Linked DNA regions of Mus musculus: all the other regions are linked to region 1. A link is a loop called in an ENCODE intact Hi-C map of the cell type or tissue named here. Cell type or tissue: gastrocnemius. All regions are shown on one strand.

What was found. A loop is a pair of places that touch in the nucleus more often than their neighbours do. Peaks named below come from ENCODE experiments on the same cell type or tissue, not always from the same donor. Only the 100,000 strongest peaks of a DNase experiment are listed, where the experiment ranks them.
Region 2: a loop joins it to region 1, with 7 times the contacts of the local background. A loop is called at or near these places in 12 of 42 quality-filtered maps.
Region 3: a loop joins it to region 1, with 8 times the contacts of the local background. A loop is called at or near these places in 26 of 42 quality-filtered maps.

The regions. Positions count from the first base shown.
Region 1 is chr1:23,320,373-23,328,372 of GRCm38, forward strand. No RefSeq gene overlaps it. Among named protein-coding and RNA genes, the nearest start is that of Mir30c-2, 33 kb to the left of the region's middle. In gastrocnemius, a CTCF peak has its summit at 4,037 (motif pointing right); DNase peaks (open chromatin) are centred at 418, 1,115 and 1,387; H3K4me3 peaks cover 1,392 bases; H3K27ac peaks cover 1,481 bases.
Region 2 is chr1:23,788,479-23,796,478 of GRCm38, forward strand. The region is part of intron 1 of B3gat2 (beta-1,3-glucuronyltransferase 2 (glucuronosyltransferase S)); the gene reads left to right. Among named protein-coding and RNA genes, the nearest start is that of B3gat2, 31 kb to the left of the region's middle. In gastrocnemius, a CTCF peak has its summit at 4,467 (motif pointing left); a DNase peak (open chromatin) is centred at 4,469.
Region 3 is chr1:23,499,144-23,507,143 of GRCm38, forward strand. No RefSeq gene overlaps it. Among named protein-coding and RNA genes, the nearest start is that of Gm28822, 71 kb to the right of the region's middle. In gastrocnemius, no CTCF peak of the experiment used is centred here; no DNase peak of the experiment used is centred here.

The sequences.
Region 1 (8,000 bases):
GCTCCTTTCTCTGTGATAACTCCAGCTGTGTCAAGTTGACACAAAACTAGCCAGTACAGTTACCCATCTTGGAGAAAACACCCAATGTGGATCACTGGAAAGTTCAAGATGATCTGTGCTGTGGATGTGCTGAGACTTGCCTTCCAAGTTGAAAACAGAGCTGAAATACTGTTCTCGATTGCTTTTTGTGGCTGTGATAAACAGTGACCAAAATCAGCTTTGGAAGGGCAGAGTTGATTTCAACTTAGACTTCCAGGTCACATTCTATTACTGAGGGAAGTCAGGGCAGAAACTGGGGTCGAACTGAAAGAGAAACTGTAGAGAGATGACCCTTACTGACTGGCTTTCTGGCTCATGCTCAGCTTTCTGACACAGCACAGTCTCTTCAGTCTAGGATGGTGCCAACCACAGTGGGCAGGCCTTTCTATATCAATCGCCAAGCCATCGCTCATGGGCATGGGCCAATCTGATCCAGACAGTTCTTTGACTGATATTCCCTCCTCCCAGGCGACTAGGTTGTGTCACAATAAAAACGAAACAGGACAAGGAAATGTATCCGAAAAACTGTGTTACAGTAAATTACCCTTGTGTGATGACATCTCAGCTATCCACCTGATGTTTTGATTACCAATGGCTTTGAGTGAGGACTATAGATTAGATCAGTAGCAAGAACAGCATGTCCTGGTCTCTGAGCAACCTACCTGTAAGGGAGTTACCCAGATTTACAGCCACACAAGGCCTGTGGCCTTGATGCCTTTCCGTGGGGCTAAACTCTGATCCAGATGGATTGAACTATGGAACAAAAGCCCAAAGCAGTCACCCAGCAGCTAGGTGGCCAGCGCTTCATCCCCTGGAGAAGAGTCAGCGGGGCAGAAGAGAGGACCTAAAAGCATTTCCCCTGGGCTTGGGAGGATCGGGCGTCAAGGGTGAATTTTGAGTTCTGCGGTTTTGCTATGTGTGAACTCCCTGCTCTCTGGAAGACACCTTCCTGCTGCTTCTGTGCACTGCTAAGCCATCCCCTCTTGCCTGTGAACTGTCATGGCTGCTTCTGCGGCGTAACTGGCACAAGGAAAGAGGCTCCTGTGACCACATTATAAGATGAAGGCTCTCTGACAGCAGGCTTGTCAGATGCTCTTTGTCACTAGCGGTTCAAATGGGTTTGCTTTCCGGTTTCCTGGATACGTTGGAAACAGAGACTCAGAAAGCCAAGGAGGGGGAGGCAGGTTTCCTTCTCTTCTCTGACCCTAAGCTGCCTCTTACGGTACTTTCAAGTGGCGTATGAAAGAAAGAGATTAAAAGCAAAGGGTGCAAAAGACAAATAGACAGACGCTGTTTCTATTGTCAACTTCTGAAGTTCCAGGAACAGACTGAAAGTTCAGGCTAGGTCTATGAAAATATTCACAGATGCCAAAAAGGCCAGCAGCCAAGACTCGTCTCTTTGTGGACGAACTAAAAAGCTCCCAACAGCTAGAGGGAAAAAAAAAATTTTTTTAAGGCTTGGCAATGATGCGAGTCCTATGAAAAAGAGTGAGAAAGAGAAAATGCCCCCGAATTAATTAGATTTATGACCTTCTCAAGACTATTTTCTCCCAATCCCGGACCTTTAAGTGTTAGCTGGCTGAAATGTAACGACCAGGAAATATTGATTCACTCCCCACAAGGTGCTGCTAGTACAGTGTAGAGCAAAGAAATCTGAGATAACTCGGGATCCTTTAGAAAGGGAGCTAATATTACTGGTAAATAATAATAATAACAATAAACTTTACAATAAACCAATGTGGAACCTTGTAAAACTATTTCAAGTTATTCAGAATGTCAATCACATGACATACTTTTGAAACTTTTTTTGAGATTGTAATATAATTACATTATTTCCCCTTCTTCCCTCCAAAATATTTACCCTCACTTCCTTCTTTAAAATTCATGACCTTTTTCATTCATTGTTGTATACATACATACATACATATCCCTATATGTATATGCATATATGCATATATGCATGTTCCTAAATGTGTAAGAGCAGCCTGCTCAGTCTGTAGTGTTACGTGTGCATATGGTTTGGAATTGGAGAGACAGTTGGTGCGCTGGTGTGCTCGTCCCTGGGAAGACTCTATCTCCCATTCTCACAGTCCTCACCTTTCTGTAGTTTTTGAACCACATGACATTGTAAAAAAATTTTTTCAATACGTTTAATGAATTGTATTGAGAAAATCTTAATTGGCCCTTCACAATTTGTCTTCAGAAATTTAAATTGGAAACACCTGGGTTTTTTTTTTCATTTTTTAAAAAATAAATTAAGTAGCATGGGAAGAAAACAGGTCATAATAAGGTGAATTGAAACCAATGGTAAAAGCTGAAAGTGTTTGCAAACACCGTAGTGTGCATTTGGAAAATAAAATACACGGTTGAAAATCACTAAGGCAAATAGTTGAGTTTTATTTAGTGACCAAATTATAAGACATGTAAATACCGTGAAGAATTTGAGTTAGAAGTTTCCTTTATCATGAATATCCAGTTTATTAGAAATAAGTTTATTGCTTTTATTTCTCTTTTTTTTCCAAGTTTGACAAAATTTCTTGTAATTTTAGTGAAGGCATTCAGCTCAGTCGTCTCTCTCCTCATCTTGACCTCAGGTTAATTTGTGATTTGAGTCAAGTAAAGACTATGTAGGAGAGCTGTTATTTCTATAAACAGGAAAACGGACAAGTATGCACTTCCATTGTTTTATGTAGAGCTTATTAAACAAACTAAAAGGTATTGAACAAAGTTTTAGGACTATCGGTAGGCTGCTTCTTGGAAGTCATTACACACACACACACACACACACACACACACACACACACACAAAATGCCCAGGAAATAATCACCTCCAATAAAACTCACTGAAGCTGCCTCCAAATTTAACATTGTAATTTTCAAGGAAATTTCATCATTTCTTTTGTCTGTGACTATTAAAGATGCAGTTAGCTGTCACATCGAAAAATCCCGTATATAATCCCCAAGTACAAACACCCCGCAGTGCACACATCTGAGAGAATATGTAACAAGAGACGCATAATGGGAGCGAAGTTGTGAGCAGTTCCACTCCCAACTTCCGCATAACCTCAGTGGGCTGGCTCCCCAGCGCAGCGCTGAGGAGACCGGATACTGGACTGGGAAAACAATGTCGCTGGAATATTGACTGAAAGTAATTTGAATAGAATTAAGATGAATCTTTTCCTAAAGCCACTTCATTCTCTTTTGGGTTGTTTGCATCGCTGTCAGCAGGTACAGATGCCTGGCTCTTTCAAAAAAGAATCCTTATGTGAAGTATTGAGTGGTAGAACTATCCCCAGTCTCTTTAATGGCGCTCATCTCCATTGGGGATTCTGCAAAGGACACTGTTTGCTACCAAAGTAAATCAGTATTTCGAACGTTTCTTTTGGTTTTTAATTCTAGTTCCTATAAACATTTCCACCATAACTTGAGGCAAATTATACGGAAGCTGTTTCTTTTTTTCTTTTTTGATTTTTTGTTTTTCGAGACAGGGTTTCTCTGTATAGCCCTGGCTATCCTGGAACTCACTCTGTAGACCAGGCTGGCCTCGAACTCAGAAATTCGCCTGCCTCTGCCTCCCAATTGCTGGGATTAAAGGCGTGCGCCACCACGCCCGGCTGCTTCTCTTAAAGTACAAACCACCCCAAAAATATCAGTGTGCCTACTGCTGTAAGTATTTCGCTGGCTTTTATTTTTAAAAGGTTTAAATATCCATCCACCCACCCCAAGATGGTATAACATTACATAAAGACAGATGAGGCAATGCGTGTTCTGTGACCTTTGAAGCATTTAAGTTACTGACATATTAGACCCAATTTGAATTGAATTCACAAGGTTTCTTATTTGTACAACTCCATGGCTTATTTTAAGTATATAGATACTGGCTGGTGGTTTCAAAAGCACATTTTGATGACTGAAACAGGACAGGAATGCTTCTTCAAACATATTTTCGTTATTGCTTTTATTTCTAAAGAGCATCTAAAATGTTACCAGATATTCGGCTGTAATGACCGAAAATAAACAGTAGAGGGCACTTTGGTTCTCTAAGAAAATAAATTGTTCCAAAATCTTTTGTAAATCGGCAAAATAACGGATGCAGTTTGGACTACATGAGAAGCTTAAACAAAAATGTAAAAATAAAATAAAATAAAATAAAATAAAATAAAATAAAATAAAATAAAATAAAATAAAATAAAATAAAATAAAATAAAATAAAATAAAATAAAAATCTCTGCTTGCTGTGAACAAAGCAAAGCTGTCTTGGGTTAACTGAAGCATCTTTGTTTAGTCAGCCTATAAGGAAAAAGACTGCCCTGCAGAAGAAAAATCAAAACCATTCTGTGGGCTACAAATTGAGGCTCCATCATATCGAGAATATTTCATTTAAGCAAATAAACAAAAAAACTCACATTCAGTTTGAAATGGCCTGACATACTAAATGTTTCTGACTTAAATCAGTAGTCGTTGCTTTGTCTTGCTTTAATAAAATGCTAGGCAAAAAACAACTTGTGAGTGGAAGGTTTTATTTGGCTTGTAGTTTGTGACCTACCGTCAGGGCAAACCAAGGCTGTAGCTCCAGACGAGAGCTGGAAGCAGAAGCCGCTGGATGCTTACTGCCCTGCTCCTCTGGTTTGTTGGGCTACCTTTATGATACAGCCTTGTCCCACCTACCTAGGAATGCCAACTCGCATAACAGACTGAGACATTCTATACCACTAGGAAGCAATCAAGGAAATGTCCCACAGGCCAATCCAATAGAACCGATAATCCAATAGAATAGATTCCCTCCTTGTAAGTGTACCTACATTTTCATGAAGTTGACAAAAACGCACCAAAACATTCACCTTATCTAGGCTTTCTAGACATAAAGCGAATGTTCTCACTGCCTAAGAAGTAGTGGTAAGTGACAGTGTATGCTTCTTCTATATTGGTTGACACTCCTAACAGTTGGCCTATGGATTATGCAATATTTAGTTTCCTCTAGAATCGTCTTTATTACCATCCTTGTCATTCTGCTCATAAGTCATTTTGTGGCACAACGGCTTCCTTGTGCTACGTACAAATTTATCCTAGTTTTATATATACACAAGGAACACTAAATGGACTCCTGAGGTTGTGTTTATATATTTATGCATATATGTAACGATAATAATTAAAGAAAAATAAGGCCATGAATTTGTGGGGGAGAGGGAGCAAAGAGGAGACACAGGGAAGGCCAGAAAGACAAGAGGGAAGTTGAAATGATGTAATTGTATTTTAACTTAAAACTTAAAGTTGAAAATGAAAATGTGAGAGAGAACACGCCAAGTAAGGTAATAGACAATTAAATCTAAGTTATATTAGTCCTTGTGCTAATGACCTTGAGAAAATCATTTATAATTTCCTGGACCTTAGTTTTAACATTCATAAATGAATTTCTGTATTTATTAGGAACTCTGCGATAGTGTCATCCGCTCTTACTCTGAATAGTTTTCGAGCAAATTCCATGACTTATGTCCTAGTTGTTAGCAGATTTATCAAGAATCTGATTCAAGCAGGTTGAAAGATCCACTTGAATTTTGATAAACAGATACGGAGCTAATGCTAAAATGTACATCTTACTCAATATGAGCATCCACCACAGGAGGCCTGAGGACCTTCAGAAACCAATCAGTATACGCCACACACCCCGTGTCAAGAATATCTGGCAGAGGTTAAAATCATACAATGACTACATATCTCGAGGCAGATTACAGAGAGTCTGCATGATACTCTTGAGCCAAAGTGAGCAATAAGTTGTAAAATGGAAAAGAACACTTCAAAACCAATGAAAGCTTGTTCTACAATTCTGGGAACATTCTACCCATTTCCACCTGAGACAGGAGGTACAGCAACCTTGCACTTACACTCATGTGAAGTACTTCAATGGACTAAGGAGCTGCGCTCGCGCGCGCGCGCGCACACACACACACACACACACACACACACACACACACCTGAGTTCAGTGGTGACTGTTCCATCTATTTCCATTATATTCCTTAGGGGGAAAATGATCTATCACTCATGATATTACCCAAGGCAGGTCCCATCTGGAGATGCCTTATCACTGCTAGTAGCGAAACTAAAACAGCAAACAAGCAAAAGGTCTGGACATGGAGATTTATGGAGGATTTGCTAAAAATAAAAAAGAAATGTTCATATTCATAGATTATTTTCTAACATGTTTGTGCACATCTTACATTGTAATGTATTTAACAATCTTATTGATCTCTAAAAAAGGTAAGAGATAATTAAATGATATAGGTGAGATAGAACCATGTTTTTTCTTATAAAGACTTTGGCTACAGGACTCCAATACCAGAGCCAGAAATAAAGCAAGATCAATGAAATTGTGGACAATGAACTTCAGCATTAGTTTCTTGAGTCTACACAGACATTAGTATTTACCCAATGTAGGAGCTGAAGTTGACATCCCAACTCCATAGAACTCAGCAGGCTTGTTTTGTTAAACACTTCACTATCCAGCCACATTCTACCCTCCTGTCTACTATCTGCTTTATGTCCATGATCAATAGGCAGCTGAGCATTGCACAAATCTTAGTGTCTGGGTCATGTAGTATACCCTGAAACAAAAAGCCTTTTGACATCACTCTACCTGGGAAACCCTCCCTAGCCCTAACCCTTAGCCTCTAAACCACCTTCTCCGCTTTCACTCACCTCCTGCAAACCAGGGAAACCACTGCTCCCTTTGGACCATGTGTCTAATGTTCACCATAGCGCACACAGGTGAATTAAGTTCCTATGCTTCTTGCCCATGGCACTGCTTTCCTAGAAGAGACCACTCGGACTCCCTTTACTCCTCAGCCCCTACCGCAATGTCAGCATACAGAAACAGATCAACATCTCCAAGATATAAGATACAATTTGCTAAACACATGAAACTCAAGAAGAACGAAGACCAAAGTGTGGACACTTTGCCCCTTCTTAGAATTGGAAACAAAACACCCATGGAAGGAGTTACAGATACACAGTTTGGAGCTGAGACGAAAGGATGGACCATCTAGAGACTGCCATATCCGGGGATTCATCCCATAATCAGCCTCCAAACACTGACACCACTGCATATACTAGCAAGATTTTGCTGAAAGGACCCTGATATAGCTGTCTCTTGTGAGGCTATGCCGGGGCCTAGCAAACACAGAAGTGGATGCTCACAGTCAGCTATTGGATGGATCACAGGGTCCCCAATGGAGGAGCTAGAGAAAGTAACCAAGGAGCTAAAGGGATCTGCAACCCTATAGGTGGAACAACAATATGAACTAACCAGTACCCCCAGAGCTTGTGTCTCTAGCTGCATATGTATCAGAAGATGGCCTAGTTGGCCATCAGTGGAAAGAGAGGCCCATTGGTCATGCAAACTTTATATGCCTCAGTACAGGGGAAGGCCAGGGCCAAGAAGTGGGAGTGGGTGGGTGGGGGAGTCGTGGGGGAGGGTATAGGGGACTTTGGTATAGCATTGGAAATGTAAATGAAATAAATACCTAATTTAAAAAAAAAAAGAATGCAAAGATGGGATTTTAGCTGACAGGCTATCGTGATAGTCCAGTCTTCCTAATTCAGAAGGTGGAACTAAGGAGGGGTGAAAATTTAAAATCATTAATCTACAATAGGTTCAATTATATGAGTGGCTAATTGTAGGACAGAGAGATAATAAGAACTGGATGATGACTATAGCCATATTTTCCAGTTAAAAAGGCAGAATAGAAAGGCTATCACAAACATGAAAAGAACAGAAGTAAAAAGAGCATGAATTTGGCTTCAGGCTTTTAAACATGATAGGCAGAGGATATCCATTAGCAGAAGGTTAGCAGATAGTTGTTTATTCAGAGCTGAAGCCCGCAAAAAGGCTGCAGACTTTAAGGGCACAGACGTGGAAAGCACACACTGGAGGATCTTGAAGAGATACTGAGAAGTCTAGCAACGA
Region 2 (8,000 bases), 470 kb after region 1:
TATAAAGTTTGCGTGTCCAATGGGCCTCTCTTTCCAGTGATGGCCGACTAGGCCATCTTTTGACATATATGCAGCTAGAGTCAAGAGCTCCAGGGTACTGGTTAGTTCATATTGTTGTTCCACCTATAGGGTTGCAGATCCCTTTTGCTCCTTGGGTACTTTCTCTAGCTCCTCTATTGGGAGCCCTGGGATCCATCCAATAGCTGACTGTGAGCATCCACTTCTGTGTTTGCTAGGCCCCGGCATGTCAATATTTTTTATTAAACATTTTTAAAGGGTTTCAAGCCAGTGAGATGGTTCACCAGGTAAAAAGTGTTTACTGTCTAAACCTGACGGCCTGAGTTAATACCTGGAGCCAGTACTGAAAGAAAAAAACTCAACTCCTAAATGTCATGTGATCACCATATATACCCCATGGCACATTCATGCCTTCGAGCACACACACATACACACACACACACATACATGCACACACACTACAATTATATGATAAATATGGTTGTTGTTATATAAGAGCTGAGTATCATATCTGTAACCCCAGAGCTGCAGAGGGACAGAGGCAGCGGGATCGCTAGGGTTCATTGGCCAGCCACCCTAGCCCTGTCAAGGAGCTCCTAATTCAATGACAGACTTCAACTTAAAATATAAGGTGGAGAATAATGAGGGATGATAGCTGTTGCCCTCCATTGACCTTCAACTTCCACAAGTGAGTGCTCACTCAACCTGCTTGCTTACTCCCTCCACCAGAAAAGGGCTTCCCTGTTGTGCTGGCAACAGGTCCCAGTAGCTAAGCAGAGTGCTACTGATGCTGGCAAATAATGCTAATTACAAGGGCCACAAAAAGTTGTTTATGCACCAGGAGCCAGTGCTTTGCATAGTCTACCTCTTTTAATCCTCTAAACAATCTCAGAGGTGCCATGACATCACACCCAAAGGCCCAGTGACCCGTGCCTTGGAGGCCCTTGGTCACTTGCCTCAGACCACTCCCTAGAAGAAGTGAGGAGCTGAGAATTGAATACTGGTGGTCACATTCACATGCAAGGTTTCTCACATGGTTTTTGTCTTTATTATCTAATTTGTTGGTATTCTTTATTTTTCTTTGTTTTTAGTTTAATTTGCTTTTCAATTTTTAGGTTTTTTTAAATATCTTTTTTCTTTTGTTTTTAAGATTGTTTTTTATTTTTTATTATATATATACATATATGTACATATGTATCATATATATGTGTGTGTGTGTGTGTGTGTGTGTGTGTGTGTATTTTATAGGCACATTTCAGCAGCATTACACACTATTTAAGTTTTAAATCTACTTTTAAAAAATAGAATATGATGTGTTATAATGATGTCTTTGCACAGACATAGCATGTGCATGGCTAATATTCTCTCCTAAAATTACCCTGTATTTCTCTCTCTCTCTTTTATTTGCCCTCAAAATAGTTCCTTCTAATTTTATGTCTTTTATGTATATATTTTAATATCTCCATTCTACAAATGAAAGAAAATCCTCATAGATATCATTTGGTTTTTGGACTCTGGCTTGGATCTCATAATACCTGCAGTCGCATCCATTTTCCTTCAGATGACAAAATTTTGTCCACTTTATAACTGAATAAAATATATGATATATCATATATCACATATATAATACATGTAGTATGTATAATATGTATATATCCCATATAAAAACATGTGTGTTTTCTAAAGGAAGTTAGCAACAGAAAGATTATACCTCAATATAGTGGAAGCTTCATGCAGCAGACTTATAATCATCATTGAGATTTATAAACATTTCTATTTATATAAAGCACACTTTCCTTATCCACTCATCTTTTGATGGACATCTGGCTTGATGGAACATCTTGTGAATGCTGGTGTGATGGACATGGATGGGAAGGTTCTGTGGGATACAGATTTATGGTCCCCGGGGTGCATACTCAAGAGTGGTACAAGTAGATCACATGGCGTTTATCTTCTTTTTCCATATGTGTTCTTTCATCCAACTTTATATATGCATTACATGTGTGCAGTACCCATGGAGGCCAGAAAATGTCATCAGACCACACATTGATCCATGTTCCCACCGGCAGTGTGACTGCCACAGTGCACACAGTGATCCATGTTCCCACCAGCAGTGTGACTGCCACAGTGCACACAGTGGTCCATGTTCCCACCGGCAGTGTGACTGCCACAGTGCACACAGTGGTCCATGTTCCCACCGGCAGTGTGACTGCCACAGTGCACACAGTGGTCCATGTTCCCACCAGCAGTGTGTGTGATTCCTTTCCTGCACTTCTTTGCCATCATTTGCTGTCCTTTGCCTTGATGACAGCCACTCTGGTGGAAACTCAATGTAGTTTTAATTTGCATTTCCCTGGTGGCTAATGACAGTGACTTTCCTATACTTTTGCCCACTTGTATGCTGTCTTCTGAAACCTGCTTGTTCCATTTATTTGTCCATTTGATGACTGGATCTTTTTTTAAGCACCATATAGAGCAAGACTGCAGATGGTAGACACTGCTGTCTCATTCCTAATGTTGGAGTAAGTCCTTTCAGTTTTCACTAATGTCCTATAATGTATAATATAATAATAATAGTAACCATGTATAATGTAGGTTATAAGTCCATTACATGAAGTCTCCATTGTGTTGAGGTATAGTCTTTATGGTTTAACTAACTCCCTTTAGGAATTTTATGATGAAGAGATATTGAACTGTATTAGAGGCCTTTTCTGCACTTGCTAAGAAAATATGCTTTCTGGCCCTGGCCATTTATATGCTGTTTTTTAATTGGATTCTTGCATGCCTAGAATGGAATCAATTTGATTGTGGTAAGTGACCTGTACGATTTTCTTGTGTCTTTGTCTGGTTTTAGTATCGGGATAAAGCTGGCTTATTCAACGAGCTCCTTAGCACTCCTTCTCTTTCTGTTTGATTGAGAAGTTTGAAGTGCATTGATGGTATTTCTTCTTTAGAGGCACTGTGGAAATCAATGGCTTGTTCTTGTCCTTAGCTTTCCCTTGCTAAAGACCCTATTCAGCATCCTTGCTCATTATATAGATCTTGATTTAATTTTGATAGATCACGTGTGGCTGGAAAATTTTATATATATATATATATATGTATATATGTATGTATGTATATATATATATATATATAGTTATAAACACATACAATTTCTAGAATTTTGAGTGGCTTGTAAAGGGTTTTTAAGTATTCTCTAATGTTTCTCTATATTTTACTTGTATCTATTGTATTTTTCTTCCATTCACCTGCTTGCTTGTGTCTCTCTGAAATCATCAATCATTTTGACTCCTAAGCTTTTGAGTTCTATTTCTGGCATTAAGTATCTTTGGTTTCAGTTGCTGAGTAGTTGTTGGTTTTTGGAGGAGTCACATCACATTGTCTGTTCGTGTCTCTTATATTTCAATGTTGCAATTGGTTCATGTGTTGGATGTTTCTCCTAGTTTTATATGTCTCTTAGTTGAGGTTTTACTGCTATGAACAGACACCAGAACTAAGGCAAGTCTTATAAAGGAATACATTTAGTTGGGGCTGGCTTGCAGGTTCAGAGGTTCAGTCCATTATCATCAAGGTGGGAACATGGCAGCTTCCAGTCAGGCATGGTGCAGGTGCAGCTGAGAGTTCTACATCTTCATCTGAAGGCTGCTAACAGAATACTGACTTCCAGGCAGCCAGGATGAGGTTCTTAAAGCCCACTCCCACAGTGACACGCCTACTCCAACAAGGCCACACCTACTCCAATGGGGCCACACCTACTAATAGTGCCACTCCCTGGGCTGAGCATATATAAACATCAAAATATGGGAATCTTCTGCTAATTAGCCTCTTTTTCTTGAGGGCTCAATCTTCAGTAATACTCACAGAGGGGAAAGGTCATAAGAGCAATGTCACCAAGCCCAACCTGAGATAGAAATATATTAAATCTATTAAAATTGGAGATTACTTTCATCATCAGTGACCTTAAAATAAAATAAAAATAATAATGTTATAAATGAAAGTATAATTTAGAGTAAAAACTAAAATAATGACTGCAATAAATGAATGGGAAGACAGACACAAAATTAAATTTTTAAAAATTAAATTGAAAAATATTTGAAATTGAGAGAACGAATGGCCAAAGGTGGCATAAATCTGATTGCACAATAAAAATGAAATATATTAAAAAATGGTTACAGATGAATAATAGGAAACAAAATAAAAGCTTTTTAAAAAATAAATTTAAAAGCACACTAAGCATACAATAAAACAAACATAAAGGATAAATAAGAAATTTAAGGGGAATGTATGGATCAGTTCTTTCTGGGTCCTCTAAAACTGAAGTTTGCTGGGCAGAGGGAACAACGGGTTTGGAGTTTCTTGTTTTTCCCACTGTTGAGGCTGGTCCATCTGGATCAGTTGTCCCCTGAGACTACAGGCCCCTTAAGAACCTCCTTCTTGTGCACCAGCACCCTCTGCTGGCCAGCCAGGGACTTGCTCGCTCTGGAGACTTCCCCTATTGTGAACTTCATTGTCAACTTCATGTGATTGGTTTTGAGTTGCCCAGGAGACACACCTCTGGGCATGTCATTGAGGGTACTTCCAGATGTGCTTAACTTAGGGGACAAAATCCTGAGTGTGGGTGACCCGACTGCGTTGTGAGAGGCCGTCCAATGGACCCACACTCTCCAGCTGAGTCAAATAAACCCTTCCTCCTCCCTGAAGTTGCTTTTAGTCAGATATTTGATCATGATATTGAGAACCATACCGATAGAACCTGTTAACCTGAAAGTCTGAGTGTCTCTCAAGTGTGATTACAGGAAGGGGAGGAAACAGCCCCCATCCCCATGGGTTCGCGGTCCTGCCCAGTACTGAGCTCGCTGTGGTGTGGGGAAGACATGGAGGCGGAGTTCTACCTTAACTGAGCTTCAGAATTTTCTGTCCTGCTGAAGACCATGTGGCAGAGAGGCAGCTCCAGATCCTGTAGCCAACCAGAGCACGCCTCCAGGCCCTCCATCTCCCCAGGTGATACAGTTTGCTCCTTGCCATATAAGGCAGAGCCACCAAACCACCTTGCTGCTTACAACCAGAGTCCCCCTTAAGGCTGGATTTCTCAACATGTCCATGTCCCACCTTCTCCCTCTCCACAGACATTTTGTGGGGCCATCTTCCACCCAGAGACTATATCAGGCTACCCCCAGGTTGTCTAACTTGTTAGTTGTCCTTGTTTTTAGGATTCCAGAGAAGTTCATAAAGTTCCCCGTCAAGATGTCCGCGGGATAAAGCTCGCTGAGGTGTGGAACGCGATGAGAAGGATTGCTTCTCCTAAACTGACTTGGACATAGGAGGCATGAAGTCACACTGAAGCCCCCAACTGGGCTTATCTGAGGCTTTTTCCAGTACCTCAGACTCCCAATTCTCTTTGTACTGGGGTCTCCTGGCTTGCTGTGTGGGCGTGGCATTAGCTTTCTTTCTTTCAAAAGGGAACTGGTGTTAGTGGGTAGGCTGCTTCCGGTTTCTATAGCTGGCTTTTGCTTCACAAGGCTCTTCAGTTTGTCTAGTCACATCTTTCGTTGTGGGAGTCACATCCTTCCCTTTGGGAATAGTCTATCATAGTTATCTTGATTCTTCTCATTCATGATGCCACCCAAAGGCAGCTTCTGATGTGCCATTATGCACACACACACACACACACACACTATGTGTGTGTATACATATATGTTCACATATGTACATTAGAAATATATTCATATATCATATATACTACATATATACATTACCAATGTGTCTATACACTATAATGCTGTCTCCATATTTCTCTCTTCAAAATAGCCTTTCATTTCTTCTAAGTTACTCATACAGGTTTTCTTAATTTTACTAAGTAACTCAAAGTTTGTTAACATCTAAACAATGATGTGTTTGCTCTTGCTTTTGCTCTGCAGCTGATCTGTGGTGTGTGAGTCCTAGCTACTTGTACTCAGTTGAATATCATATTTGAGCTATATCCCAGCATGCTATGTGTTCTACGTACACTTAGAGGAACATACACTGTGTATCTTTAGATGCAGTGTTCTGTGTATGTGAGGCTGAGTGATGCTCAGATGTTCCATTATCCCTCCTGGTTTGTTTCCTCTATCAAGACAAAATGAATAGTCACGTTCTGACTGCGGGCATTAATTCTTCCTCCTTTTATGGCTCCAGTTCGTGCTTTCAAGTTCTTTGAATCTATGTTCTGGGTGCACATACATTCAGACTCGGTACTTCTGCCTGATGGATTGACCTTCTTTCTCATTATAAAGTATCAGTGATTTTCTTGTGATCTCTGTTTTGAAAGCTCCTTTGGTGATACATTGTATTAATATAGCCATAATAGCTTTCACCTGCTTGCTTGTCTGTTACTGCTTTTCTCATCCGTCTGCCTCTACCGCTCTCCTTTCTGATACTCAGAGGTGTCGGCTGTAAATAGTACATAGTTAGTTCTTGTTTCTTTATCCAGTTTGCTTTTCTAATTCTCTCCTCCCAATTAAGAAGGAAATAATCTGTAAGCTTATTTCAATAAACCCTGCTGGGAAGCTCAGATAGAGTAAACAGCCCCAGCATTCTCTGGTTGATAATTGGACTTTCTGCCTTGGATTTTCTTTCGACACCTATTTATATATATTGCCCAAATACAGATGCATCCTTCTAGCATTATAATGTAACTTTTAAAAATAAGATTTACTTTTAATTTATGTATGTGTGTGGTAAGCATGTATGCTTGTGGACAGGTAGCCACAGGACACCAGAAGAAGGTGTCAGATCTCCTGGTGTAGGAGTTACAGATAGCTGTGAGCCCTCTGGTATGGTGATTGTGACCCAAACTCAGGTCCTCTGGAGGAGCAGTCCACACTCTTAACCACTGAGCAATCCTTCCAGCCTTTGAAATAGCTTTTGACTAAAGCCCTAATAACTCTATGTATCACTTTAGAAAAGACTTTACTAACCTAATCTATGTCTGTCACCTTAGAGACCCTTCCCATGATAAATCTTTTATTAATTTGTTATGTAATCTGAAGACATTTTCTACCAGGATAAACCCAAGTACGTGTTTTCTTTCTTTCTGATTGCCAGTCTAGAGATGGAGAGTGTCATTCTTTCTAGTTCTGCCTGCTATAACTCTCTTCTAGGCAAGCACTGTCCCTTGTTCTGTACTTATATTTATCCTTATTCTTGGGTATCTATCCTGATTCATACACACCCTAACGAAACATACAGTGCTTTATATGCAGTGATTTAAAGGCAAATAATGCCATAATGGGCTCTTCCTATTTTTCCATGCTATGCCCTGTTTTGAAAGTCTGTTTATGTGGCTCTCTAGTGTGCTGCTTTTAACAGTGAAAGATCTCTCTCCCTCTCTCTCTTTCTCTCTCCTCTCTCCTCTCTCCTCCCTCTCTCCTTCCTCTCTCCTCTCTCCTCTCTCTCTCCTCTCTCCTCTCTCCTCCCTCTCTCCTTTCTCTCTCCTCTCTCCTCTCTCTTCTCTCCTCTCTCCTCTCTCCTTCCTCTCTCTACTCTCCTCTCTCCTCTCTCCTCCCTCTCTCCTCCCTCTCTCCTCCCTCTCTCCTCTCTCTCTCCTCTCTCCTCTTCTCTCTCTCTCTCTCTCTCTTTCTCTCTCTCTCTCTCTCTCTCTCTCTCTCTCTCTCTTCTCAAATTGGACCACCCATTTATTTGGGAAATTAGAATTTACCACAAGGTGCCTCTCTGTCTGTCTTCAATACCACAGTACTCTAGTGGCTTACTAATCTGTGGGAAAAAATTAAACTCCAGTCCTGCTGTTCAAAGACCTGACTTAGTAAATGGTCACTGCAATGGGAAGCTGCCTCTTCCTTGTGAATCAGGTACAAGAGAAAGACCTTCAGCTCCCAGGGTGCCCTCCCTGGGGACCGTGCCTGCCACCCCTGCCCTCGACCTTGCAGCAACGCATCCATTTTTAAATGAGTTGAGCTGATTTTTGTAAATTCATGGCA
Region 3 (8,000 bases), 180 kb after region 1:
CACAGAGTTCTCCATGCTAATGAGGTGTCTAGATGGGCCCTGAAGATTTAGCCAATAAGTTTCCCTTCTTGGGCATTCCTTCCTGCAAAAGATCTTTAATCTCTGGTCCACGCTGAGTAAGTGGTATGCATTCATTTTTTTCACTATAAATAAACAGTTTGGACAAGCAAGGACTGTTTCTCTCATCAAGAACCATTGTGGGATGAAGCCTTCATCATACAGAGCTGTGCTGCCTAAGTCTCTAGAAGAAGGTCCTTCACCTTTGAGCTAAGCGGGATTCTCCCTCCCCTCCCCCCATCCCCCAGCCCCCTGGCTCTGTTCCTGACTCCTAGTGGATCCCAGCAGCATCTGTGTGTCCCGGAATTTGGAAAGCCCAGCTTTGGCCCCAGCCTGTGTCATTTCTCACCCGGGCTGGGGCCCCTATCTTAGGCTGTGTTCTGCCACACCTGAGCCGATATCTTCCATGAACCGGGCAACTCTGGCTGCAGAGATGGAATGTAGCCTAGCACCTCCAGCAATGAAGCAAAACAGGGATCCATGTTTCTCCATTAATCCAAAAGGATAATTTAATTAGATATATCAACTTTATTTGGCAGTTATTTACTTTAAAGACTTTCAACATAGTGTTACATGTTTTCCTGTCTTTTAAAGTTTCTGCTGAAAGGACTGATACAATGACAGTAAATTTGCCCTTGAAAATAGCTTGGTTCCTTCTTCTAACTTTTGATGTTTTATTTGTTTGTTTTATATTCTTGACATTTGAACATGTAAAAATTAGAAAAGAACCAAATATTATCAACATCATGAACATCAAAATCTCTAATATAAAGAAGAAAAAAAGGCCCAGGTGCCAGCTCCAGGGCACCTTGGTTGCAGACAGTCCCAAGGTCCCCAGAGGACTGACTCTCCACACTGCAAATGCCCTGGCATGCCCAGGATCTTGGGATCACTGGTGAGTAGAACACAACATCTGTTCCAAAAAAATCGTGGGGGGCCCGTGACAGCAGGAGCAAGGACACAGGAGCCCTGCATGACCAGCGGCTTCATTTCTGGTCGGTGCTGGTATACCTTGGTTTCAAACACACCAGACAGCCCCACGGACCCCAGAGGAGACACCACTTCTAGGCACTGTAACACGCCCAGGATCTTAGGATGCCAGGATACCAGGAGCTTGGTCACACCAGGATATCAGGGTCTCAGAGGAAGCTTGACTGCCAATACCTCTGACACACCCTGAATCTCAGGTTCACAGGATCCCGAATCACAGGATCACAGATAAAGCTAGACTCTGAAGAGTTCAGAATCAACCAGGATTACAGGAAGGACAGGCTCCAATCAGATATATTTAGGGCAACAAGCATTTGAAATAATCAGATGGCAGAAACCAAGCATAAGAACAGAAGCAACAGAAACCAAGGTTACTTGGCATCATCAGAATCAAACTCTTCCACCTTAGCAAGTCCTGGATACACCATCACAGCAGAAAAGCAAGATAAGGATCTAAAGCCACTTCTTATGATAATGATGGAGGACTTTAAGAAGGAAATAAATAGCTCCTTTAAAGAAATACAGGAAAATGCATCCAGTCAGGTGAAAGAATTGAATAAAACCATCCAGGATCTAAAAATGGAAGTAGAAACAGAAAAGAAATCAGAAAGGGAGACCGCTCTGAAAATAGAAAACCTAGAAAAATGTCAGGAGTCAAGGATGCAAGCATAACTAACAGAATACAAGAGATAGAAGAGAGAATCTCAGGTGCAGAAAACACCATAGAAAACATTGACACAACTATCAAAGAAAATGCAAAGTGCAAAAGTTCCTAACCCAAAACATCCAGGAAATCCAGGACATAATGAGAAAACCAAACCTAAGGATAATAGGTATAGACAAAAAGGAAGATTTCCAACTTTAAGGGCCAGTAAATATCTTCAACAAAATTATAGAAAAAAAAAAAAACTTCTCCAACTTAAATAAAGAGATGCTCATGAACATACAAAAAGCCTACAGAACTCCCAATAGTTTGGAGCAGAAAATAAATTCCTCCCATACATAATAATCAAAATACTTAATGCACAAAACAAAGAAAGAATATTAAAAGCAGTAAGGGAAAAATGTCAAGTAACATATAAAGTTAGACCAATAAGAATTACACCTGACATCTCCCCCAGAGACTATAGAAGCCAGAAGATCCTGGGCAGATGTCATACAGACCCTAAAAGAACACAAATGCCAGCCCAGGCTCCTATACCCAACAAAACTCCAACTTACTATAGATGGAGAAACTAAGGTATTCCATGACAAGACCAGATTCACACAATATCTTTCTACAAATCCAGCCCTTTAAAAAGGTTAATACAGGGAAAACTTCAACACAATGAGGAAAACTAAGCTCAAGAAAAAGCAAGAGAGTAATCTTTCAACAAACCTAGAGAAGATAGCAACATGAACAAAATTCCAACTCTAGCAACAAAAATAATAAGAAGCAACAACGAGTTTTCCTTAATATCTCTTAATATCAATGGGCTCAATTCCCCAATAAAAAGACATAGACTAACAGACTGGTTAAGTAAACAGAACCCAACTTTTTGCTGCATACAGGAAACTGACCCAGGGACAAATACAGAGACTACCTTAGAGAAAAAGGCTGGATAACAATTTTCCAAGCAAATGGTCCCAAGAACCAAGCTGGAATAGCCATTCTAATATCGAATAAAATTGACTTTCAACTTAAAGTTCTCAAAAAAGATAAGGAGGGACACTTCTTACTTATCAAAGGTAAAATTTACCAAGATGAAATCTCAATTCTGAAATCTATGCTCCAAATGCAAGGGCATTCACATTCATTAAAGAAACTTTGCTAAAATTCGAAGCACACATTACACCTGACACAATAATAGTGGGAGACTTCAACATCCACTCTCATCAATGGACAGATCCTGGAAAAAGAAACTAAACAGAGACACAGTGAAACTAACAGAAGTTATGAAACAAATGGATTTAAAAGATATCTATAGAACATTTCATCCTAAAACAAAAGGATATGCCTTCTTCTCAGCACATCATAACTGACCATATAATCGGTCAGCAAACAGGCCTTAGCAGATACAAAAATATTGAAATAATCCCATCCACCCTATCAGATTGTCATGGACTAAGACTGATCTTAAATAACAACATAAATAATAGAAAACCCACACACAAGTGGAAGCTGAACAACACTCTACTCAATGATACCTTGGTCAAGGAAGAGATAAAGAAAGAAATTAAAGACATTTTAGAGTTTAATGAAAATGAAGTCACAACATACCCAAACTTATGAGACACAATGAAGGCAGTCCTAAGAGGGAAACTCATAGCACTGAGTGCCTCCAAAAAGAAAGTAGAGAGAGCACACACTAACAGCTGACAGCACACCTAAAAGCTCTAGAACAAAAGGAGGCAAATTCACCCAAGAGGAGTAGAGGGCAGGAAACAATCTAACTCAGGGCTGAATTTAACCAAGAGGAAACAAAAGAGAACAATACAAAGAATCAACCAAACCAGGAGCTGGTTCTTTCAGAAAGTCAACAAGATAGATAAGCCCCTAGCCAGACTAACTAGACGTCACAGGGACAGTATCCTAATTAACAAAATCAGAAATGAAAAGGGAGATATAACAACAGAATCTGAGGAAATCCAAAAATCATCAGATCCTACTACAAAGCCTATACTCAACAAAACTGGAAAACCTGGATGAAATGGACAATTTTCTAGACAGATACCAGGTACCAAGGTTAAATCAGGATCAGACTAACGATCAAAACAGTCTCATATCCCCTAAAGAAATAGAAACAGTCATTAATAGTCTCCCAACCAAAAAAGCCCAGGACCAGGTGAGTTTAGTGCAGAGTTCTATCAGACCTTCAAAGAAGACCTAATTTCAATTCTCCTCTAACTATTTCACAAAATAGAAACAGAAGGTACTCTACCTAAGTCATTCTATGAAGCCACAATTACTCTGATACCTAAATGACACAAAGACCCAACAAAGAAAGAGAACTTCAGAACAATTTCCCTTATGGATATCAATGCAAAAATACTCAATAAAATTCTCGCAAACTGAATCCAAGAACACATCAAAATGATCATCCATCATGATCAAGTAGGCTTCATCCCAGGGATGCAAGGATGGTTTAATATATGGAAATCCATCAACTTAATCCATTATATAAACAAACTCAAAGACAAAAACCACATGATCATCTTGTTAGATGCTGAGAAAGCACTTGACAAAGTCCAACACCACTTCATGATAAAAGTCTTGGAAAGATCAGGAATTCAAGGCCCATACCTAAACATAATAAAAGCAATATACAGCAAACCAGTAGCCAATATCAAACTAAATGGTGAAAAACTGGAAGCAATCCCACTAAAATCAGAGACTAGACAAGGCTGCCCACTTTTTCCCTACATATTCAATATAGTACTTGAAGTCTAGCCAGAGCAATTAAAGAACAAAAGGAGATCAAAGCAATACAAATTGGAAAGGAAGTAGTCACAATATCACTATTTGCAGATGATATGATAGTATATATAAGTGACCCCAAAAATTCCACCAGAGAACTCCTAAACCTGATAAACAGCTTCAGTGAAGTAGCTGGATATAAAATTAACTCAAACAAGTCAATGGCCTTTCTCTACATAAAGGATAAACAGGCTGAGAAAGAAATTAGGGAAACAACACCTTTCAAAATAGTAACAAATAGTATAAAATACCTTGGTGTGACTCAAACTAAGGAAGTGAAATATCTATATGACAAGAATTTCAAGTCTCTGAAGAAATAAATCAATGAAGATCTCAGAAGATGGAAAGATCTCCCATGCTCATGGATTGGCAGAATCAATATAGTCAAAATGGCTATCTTGCCAAAAGCAATCTACAGATTCAATGTAATCCCCATCAAAATTCTAACTCAATTCTTCACAGAGTTAGAAAGGGCAATTTGCAAATTCATCTGGAATAACAAAAAACCTAGGATAGCAAAAACTATTCTCAACAATAAAAGAACCTCTGATGGAATCACCATGCCTGACCTCAAGCTGTACTACAGAGCAATTGTGATAAAAACTGCATGGTACTGGTACAGAGACAGACAGATAGATCAATGGAATAGAATTGAAGACCCAGAAATGAACCCACACACCTATGGTCACTTGATCTTTGACAAGAGAGCTAAAACCATCCAGTGGAAAGAAGACAGCATCTTCAACAAATGGTGCTGGCTCAACTGGCTATGAACATGTAGAAGAATGCAAATTGATCCATTCTTATCTCCTTGCACAATCTCAAGTCTAAGTGGATCAAAGAACTCCACATAAAACCAGAGACACTGAAACTTATAGAGGAGAAAGTGGGGAAAGCCTCAAAGATATGGGCACAGGGGAAAAAATTCCTGAACAGAACACCAATGTTTTATGCTGTAAGATCAGGAATCAACAAATGGGACCTCATAAAATTGCAAAGCTTCTGTAAGGCAAAGGACATTGTCAATAAGACCAAAAGGAAACCAACAGATTGAGAAAAGATATTTACCAATCCTAAATCTGATAGGGGGCTAATATCAAAGAACTCAGGAAGCTGGACTCAAAAAACTAAATAACCCTATTTAAAAAATGGGGTACAGAGCTAAACAAAGAATTCTCAACTGAGGAATACTGAATGGCTGAGAAGCACTTTAAAAAAATCTTCAACATCCTTAATCATCAGGGAAATGCAAATCAAAGCAACCGTGAGATTCCACCTCACACCAGTCAGAATGGCTAAGTTAAAAAACTCAGGTGACAGCAGATGCTGGCAAGGATGTGGAGAAAGAGGAACACACCTTCATTGCTGCTGGGACTGCAAGCTGGTACAACCAATCTGGAAATAAGTTTGGCGGTTCCTCAGAAAATTGGACATAGTTCTACTGGAATATCCAGCAATACTATTCCTGAGCATATACCCAGAAGATGCTCCAACATGTAATAAGAACACATGCTCCTCTATATTCATAGCAGCCTTATTTATAATAGCCAGAAGCTGGAAATATGCCAGATGTCCCTAAACAGGAATTGATACAGAAAATGTGGTACATTTACACAATGGAGTACTATGCAGCAGCTATTAAAAACAATGAATTTATGAAATTCTTAGACAAATGGATGGATCTGGAGGATATCATCTTGAATGAGGTAACCCTATTACAAAAAGAACACACATGATACGCACTCACTGATAAGTGGATATTAGCCCAGAAGCTCAGAATCCTCTTTAGAAGGGGGAACAAAATACCCATGTCTCTGTAACTTACAGAGACAAATTTCAGAGCAGAGCCTGAAGGAAAAAGAATCCACAGACTGCCTCACTTGGGGATCCATCCCATAAACAACCACCAAACCCAAATTCTAGGCAGATGCCAACAAGAGCCTGCTGACAGGAGCCTGATATAGTTTTCTCCTGAGAGGCTCTGTCAGTGCCTGCCAAATACAGAAGTGGATGCTTACAATCATCCATTGGATGGAGCACTAGGTCCCCAATGAAGGAGCTACAGAAAGTACCCGGGGAGCTGAAGGGGTCTGAAACCCCATAGGAGGAACATCAATATAAATTAACCAGTACCCCCAGAGCTCCTTGGAACTATACCACCAATCAAAGAAAACACATGGTGGAACTTGTGACTCTAGCTGTATATGTAGCAGAGGTTGGCCTAGTAGGTCATCAATGGGAGGAGAGGCCCTTGGTCCTGTGAATGCTCTATGCCCCACTATAGGGAAATGCCAGCACCAGGAATGGGAGTGGGTGAGTTAGGGAGCAGGGGGAGGGTGGAGGGGGTAAGGGATTTTTTTGGGGGGGAACTAGGAAATGGGATCACATTTGAAATGTAAATAATGAAAATATCTAATAAAAAAACTTTTCAATTATTCTAGTTTGGAAACTGAAAAAAAAAAGATAAGGCTTAAAGTATCTCAATGTGGAGTTGGAGAGGTGGTAATTAAAAGTACTTGCTCTTGCAGAGGACTCAGGTTCAGTTTCTAGTACCCACTTGGAAGCTCGCATTAGCTACAATTCCAGTTCTAGGGAATCCAACAACCTCTTCTTTGCATGGGTTCACGCACGCATATGGTACACATACATACACTCAGATGCAATAAATAATACACACACACACACACACACACCAACCAGGAAATTTTTAAAAAGCAACAAAAGCTCAAGGGTTATAGATAGTTCTTGAGAATAACACTAAATATAAATACTCTTTATTTTTAAATTAGAAGAAGCAGAGTAGCCAACTGGATTAAAATGCAAAACCCAACTACTGGATGCCTATAGGAAACAAATCTTAGCTGAGCAGTGAGATGGCTCACAGGGTAAGCTTGATAATTCAAATTCAATCTCTAGGATCTACACAGTTGATAAAAAGAGACAACACACACACTATCTCTCTCTGTCTCTCTGTCTCTCTGTGTCTCTGTCTCTCTATGTCTCTGTCTCTGTCTCTCTCTCTGTGTCTCTCTCTGTCTCTCTCTGTGTCTCTGTCTCTGTCTCTCTGTATCTCTGTCTCTCTGTGTCTCTCTGTCTCTGTCTCTCTGTGTCTCTCTGTATCTCTGTCTCTCTGTGTCTGTGTCTGTGTCTGTCTCTGTCTCTCTCTCACACACACAGAAATAACATGCAAATAAGTATACAAACTCACTGACAAAAAGACCAAAAATAAGTAGTGAAAAATGATATTCTAAGAAAATAAAACCAAAAATCAACCTGGGGTAGCTAGAAGAGATAAAGATGGCCTCTGCATCCTAACAAAGGGATAATCCTTCGGGAAGACATTAAAAGCATTCAATCAATGCGTAAAAGATTGTAGCCAAGTTGTATGATACAAACACTTCTGAAAGGAAAAGAACAGGCATGCCAGACAAAACAACAGTGAGATGGTCCAATATTCCACTATCATTAGAAATAGAATATTTAGACCAAAAGCTGA